2 separate regions of the Homo sapiens genome follow, and region 1 is linked to region 2. A link is an interaction called in ENCODE POLR2A ChIA-PET data of the cell type or tissue named here. Cell type or tissue: OCI-LY7. All regions are shown on one strand. Each heading gives the region's core, and the rest is flanking DNA. Links, peaks and the distances in the headings are about the cores only. Region 1 has its middle 40 kb from the start of RNF144B. Region 2 holds the start of LOC124901544 (small nucleolar RNA U13).

Region 1 (2,920 bases), core at 200-2,699, 54 kb before region 2:
AGCCTCCCAAGTAGCTAGGACTACAGGAGTACATCACCATGCCTGGCTAATTTTGGTTTTTGTTTTTGTGTGGAGACGGGGTCTCACTATGTTGCACAGGCTGGTATTGAACCCTTGGGCCCAAGTGGTCTTCCTGCCTCAGCCTCCTAAAGCACTAGGACTACAGGTGTGAGCCACTGTGCCTGGCCTGGTTATGTTCTTTGGTTTGCCTTACTGACACTACCATTATTGCCATGAGGCAGAAGTCTGACCCCTCTAGGACAGTCTAAGACACAGGCATCTGGGGATGGGGACTTGGAAAGCAGCCACTTTGCAATGGGAATGCTATGACTGAGGATTCTCGGCTATGGGCAGCATAAGACCACTGGGTACCCAGTGGGTATGAAGGAAGTGAGAAGAGTTTCAGGGCAAGCTGTATAAGAGGTTATGTGACATTAAATAGGAAGTTTGTAGTAACCTACTTTTTATGCAACATGGCTCTGCCTGTTATTGAAAAGCATCTTACTTTAGCTGCTTGACCACTGAGAATCTATAAGAATGACCTCAGGGTCAAATATATGTAAGAAAATTGGGTGATTCATATTGCAACAGTGACTACTTCTTTGCGTACCTGCCCCTCAGTATGAGGTAGAAGAATCTCCGTCCCTGTTTTTAGCTTAGGATTATTTAAGAGACCTCCTGGCTTGATGCATACCTGGCCAGAAAGGGAATGAATGACTGTTGTGCACTGAATGCATATCCCTGCATCATAAGTCCAGTTTCTGAAGCTAAGTTTGTTATGACCTCTTGGACAACAGATCCCACCAGTAAATGTGGTTAAATGTCTTTAGCTTATTCAGCCATGGCAGAAGGTAATGGTGTCGAGTTTTTTGTGTTTAATGTCATACACTCATCATCTAAGGCCGGTAACAACTTGGGACAACATAAAAAAATGAGGTTGATTCAAGTCACAGAGAGAAAGTTTAAATGGAGAGAGCCTGAACTATGTTGCTGATTTCTTTTCTTTTCTTTCTCTCTGATGGAGTCTCACTCTGACTCCCAGGCTGGAGTGCAGTGGCACGATCTCGGCTCACTGCAAGCTCCGCCTCCTGGGTTCAAGCGATTCTTCTACCTCAGCCTCCTGAGTAGCTGGGATTACAGGTGCCTGCCACCACACCCAGCTAATTTTTGTATTTTTAGTAGAGACGGTGTTTTGCTGTGTTGGCCAGGCTGGTCTCAAACTCCTGATCTCAGGTGATCTGCCCGCCTCAGCTTCCCAAAGTGCTGGGATTACAGGGGTGAGCCACCGTGCCCAGCTGCTGATTTCTTAATCTGTGGCAAGGACTACTAGTTGCCTTTCCAAATTCCATTTTCAACTTTTCCTTTAGCAACAGAACATTAGCTTAGTTAAAGGCTATACTCAGCCTCCTTTGCGGTCAAGCTGATGTAAGTCAAAGTGTTGTGGGAAGCTCCAGAAAGGCTATTGAACTTGGCCCTTTAAGAAAGGGTAGACATTTTGTTTCTTTCTCCTTTCCTCTTTCTGCTGGTCTCAGATGTAATGGCTGGGATTCTAGCAGGCATCTTGGACCGTGAAGTGATATTGAAAATAGAAGCCTGACGTGAGATCACAGAGCAGGAAGACAGAATAAGCTCAAATCCTGAGTGACTCAAGCAACTGCAAGGCATGCATGATTGTGTGCAGACTTGAAAAGTTTATTTATTTAAAAGCTTTATTTATTTATTTTTTGATACAAGGTCTACTCTATTGCCTGGGCTGCTGAAGTGTAGTGGTGCAATAATAGCTCACTGCAGCCTTGAACTCCTGGGCTCAACCGATCCTCCTACCTCAGCCTCCCTAGTAGCTAGTACTACAGGCACACAACACCATGCCCAGCTAATTTTTGTATTTTTTTGTGTAGAGATGGGGTGTTGCTATGTGGCTCAGGATGGTCTCAAATTCCTGAGCTCAAGTGACTCTCCTGCCTTGGCTTGTTAAAGGGTTGGAGTTACAAGCATGAGTCACTGGGCCTCGCCAAAATTTTTTTAATATGAAAGAGAAACCCCTCCTATCTTAAGACACTGTTCTTTTTTTTTTTTTCTTCTGAGATGGAGTCCTCTCTGTCACCCAGGGTGGAGTGCAGTGGCACGATCTTGGCTCACTGCAAGCTCCACCTTCTGGGTTCACGCCATTCTCCTGCCTCAGCCTCCCGAATAGCTGGGACTACAGGCGCCCACCACCACGCCCGGCTAATTTTTTGTATTTTTAGTAGAGATGGGGTTTCACCATGTTAGCCAGGATGGTCTGGATCTCCTGACCTCGTGATCCGCCGGCCTCAGCCTCCCAAAGTGCTGGGATTACAGGCGTGAGCCACAGCGCCCGGCCTGAAGTAATTTTTGAGATTGGAATGATAATGTGGATATCAGCAGATTCTGAGACTCAGAAAGCATCCAGATAATGACACTGTCCCTGAAGGCTGCACTCTCTGGCTTTACTTCTGAGGAAATAAGTGGAACTCCAGCCTTCCACACTTCCCTCCCTCCACCAAATTGAAAGGTACTTCTCAAAGTAATCAGCGGAAATTACAATGAGCTTAGCAGCAGAGAGCTGGAGGCTAAATAAATGTGCCTTTAAATTTGACCTGTAGGTGAGCTGGATTGAGGCAGAACAAGGGTGGCTTTTAGATTTTTATTTTCCCTGAGCACATTTAATGCACGGGTAGCTGGGGAGAATCAGTGGGGGATAAAAACCCAACCTGATTTCCCAGGCTATCAATTCTGTCTACTTGACAGTGATTTCTCCCTTCCCTAGAGTGTTTTATAGGTTCTGTTAGTTGCAACCCTTTTTTCAAAGTCTTAGAATACTAACCTTTAATTTTATTTTAGAATGCATACTATAAAGATTGTGATTTATGGATCAATGTCTCATATTCATGAATAGCAC
Region 2 (2,920 bases), core at 225-2,724:
CTTCAGGGATACCTTGCCGAGGTAGGTGAACCACTCTCTAGCCCGTCGTTCCCAGAAATGCATTAGCTGTAAGTTTTGGGATAACTGAGGGTGAGAATTTGATCAGCTGGCCTCCAGACGTGTTGGCTAAACAATAGCTTTATCAATCCATATAATATTTTCTGCTTTGGACCTTTCTATAGGGATTGAGGAGACTGAAGAATGCTGAAGACAGGCTGATGGGCTCAGCTGGTAGGCTCCACTATCTCGCCATGACTGCTGAAAATCCCACTCCTGGAGACCTGGCTCCGGCCCCCCTCATCACTTGCAAACTCTGCCTGTGTGAGCAGTCTCTGGACAAGATGACCACACTCCAGGAATGCCAGTGCATCTTTTGCACAGCTGTGAGTTTTCCTTGATGCTTTCACTATGAGAAAATACAAAGGGAAAAATCATAAAAGTAGGATATATTTCTGTGGTTTACTGAGAAACCAGAGTGTGCTACAATATGATCCTGCTTTGGAAAGCATTTCATATTTGAACCTATTTCCAAATAGTATCTTAAATGGTAAATCCTGGGTTTACTTGTTTTAGCTGAGTATAATTTATGTTTGAAATTTAATTATTGGTTGAATAAATAGTCTTTCTGTTAAGGTTCAAACTATGGAACAGAATAGAAAAATTTTAACATGCTGGCCAGGTGCGTTGCCTCACACCTGTAATCCCAGCACTTTGGGAGGCCGAGGCGGGCGGATCACAAGGTCAGAAGATCGAGACCATCCTAGCTAACATGGTAAAACCCCGTCTCTACTAAAAATACAAAAGAAATTAGCTGGGCTTGGTGGCGGGCGCCTGTAGTCCCAGCTACTCGGGAGGCGGAGGCAGGAGAATGGCGTGAACCTGGGAGGCAGAGCTTGCAGTGAGCCGAGATCAGGCCACTGCACTCCAGCCTGGGCGACAGAGCGAGACTCTGTCTCAAAAAAAAAAAAAAAAATTTAACATGCTGTAGTTAACTACCACCTATAAGAAACTCACCAGGTATTTTAAATGATGGAGAAGTCAGGTAGTAATTTACTTTATGTACTGAATTTTCATTCATATACTTGTTCATCTTCTACAATGTACATGATATAAATTGTACTTTGTCATAGCTCCTTTTATGCTGTTTTCACAGTATGCTGAATCCTTCTTATTCCACTTAATGAGAGCCCTATAGACCTGCAGAAGTGGGCTTATCTCTTTTAGTGTGACACCTGGTATCAACACCTGTGACCTTTACTGCCACTTTTCCTTGAAGGTTGGTCGGTTAAGGTATAAAGGTAGGAAATAGATTGAGTTCCTGTAGGCTTCAGTGATGACACAGAATAGCATTGTTCATTTAATCAACAAATATCTGTTGAGCAGGAACTATGTCCCAGGAATGGTTCTAGGCACGAGGATTTATCAGTTAAGGAAACAAAACCCAGCGAAGTTTCTTGCTTTTAGGAGCTTATATTCTATATAAGAACGTTGTGTAGGAGTTCAGGGCTTAGAGGATGTTGCTGTTTTAGGTAGGGGGATCAGAAGTAGGCCTTGCTGAGGAGTGATGTTTGTGCTGCCTCTCCTTCCTCTTGTTGTTAGTGTGTGTTGCTTTATAGGAAGTGAGGAAATGGCCTTGTCATCTCAGAGCAACTTCAGTTTCCTTTGGTCTTGCTTTGTTTCTGAAGGCTGTCCTTCAAAACAATTATTTCTCTGACTTTCTCACCCTTGCTGCAGACCCTTGCTAATCCTTGAAACAAATGAGTCAGAAGCAACATGTGGTGAAAATCAGTATGCAAATATTTCACTGAGGGTTACTGCTGTTTAAAAGAATTCAATTTTTGCTATGACATTTAACAGTGCAGAATTTAAGCGTGTGCGTCAACATTGGGGAAATAATACATGGTGAAGGTTGTATTTCATCTTCTCAGGGAGCTAACACTGTCCTGTTATTGTTTCAGTAGATTTTAGTTCCTGATTCAAAACAGCATGGCTGCTTCTCATTTCTCTTTCAGCAATTTGAGGGTAGGAGTTAGTACAGTTAGCTTTTTCAGTCATCTAGATTCACACTTCCTCATTGTTAGGGAGTGCTCAAAAGCAGAGAGTCAAATGGCTGAATGTTTTTTGGTATCCCTCAATTTTGGATCCTTTTGCACCTAGAAACATTAACTTTCCCTGGCATCCTGTTACCTGTTACCTGTGAGCTGCCAAAATAGTAAGCGGTGTATGATTACATTAGTGTCTGTAAAATTGTAATTTGAATCAGATTCACCTGAAATACTCCTCTAACTTTCTTTTGGTTAGAGATTTATTTCTTGTTTTTAAAAAAATGACTTAAAATGTGTCTAATACTTCCCAGACTTTAATTTGCATCTGTATTCAGTATCAAATGTTTTGTATTTTCGAGGCTGAAAAGAAATTTGTAACTTTTTCATATGCCACATACTACTGACTTCTACTTTTAAACAGAATTGGATGACATCTCCCAATTGCTTGTGCCTACCATATATTTAAAATGGTTTTACTGAGAACCACCCCCCTGCCCCAGGGAGTATCCACATGTAATGATCTTCCTGCTAGATTTGATGTTATGCCGGTATATACTGGTATATGTAATGTATATATTTTTTCTTTTCATGTTAGATGGATAATGTGCTTATGGTGTAACCAGGTTTGAGGGAGGCATATCTCATGTGACTGGGAGAAGCCAATCATCATGCTTATGAACTACAAGAGGATCTATACTGGTATATTTTCTTGGATTTAATAAAGCTTTAACAATATTCTGTCATTGTCCTGTCTTCTGTAAGAGGCATCCCTGGCCATTTTGCTGTGAGCCTAGCTTTTTTTGTTGTTGTTTCCAAGATCACCACACTCCAATTCCAACTCTACCCCAACTCAGCTGTGTAATTGGGCACATGAT

The links. Peaks named below come from ENCODE experiments on the same cell type or tissue, not always from the same donor. Only the 100,000 strongest peaks of a DNase experiment are listed, where the experiment ranks them.
Region 1: POLR2A ChIA-PET joins it to region 2 with 6 read pairs; 4 of 35 experiments call an interaction of 5 or more read pairs at or near these places.

The regions. Positions count from the first base shown.
Region 1 is chr6:18,345,502-18,348,421 of GRCh38, forward strand. No RefSeq gene overlaps it. Among named protein-coding and RNA genes, the nearest start is that of RNF144B, 40 kb to the right of the region's middle. In OCI-LY7, for the core only: CTCF peaks have their summits at 252 and 451; no DNase peak of the experiment used is centred there; H3K27ac peaks cover 513 bases.
Region 2 is chr6:18,399,317-18,402,236 of GRCh38, forward strand. RNF144B (ring finger protein 144B) reads left to right here. Exons shown (of 8, transcript NM_182757.4): 2 at 183-383. The coding sequence starts at 219. It overlaps LOC124901544 (small nucleolar RNA U13), which reads right to left and starts at 2,736; the gene lies at 2,635-2,736. RefSeq lists enhancers at 1,454-1,553, 1,664-1,713. In OCI-LY7, for the core only: no CTCF peak of the experiment used is centred there; DNase peaks (open chromatin) are centred at 1,585 and 2,025; H3K4me3 peaks cover 371 bases; H3K27ac peaks cover 1,490 bases.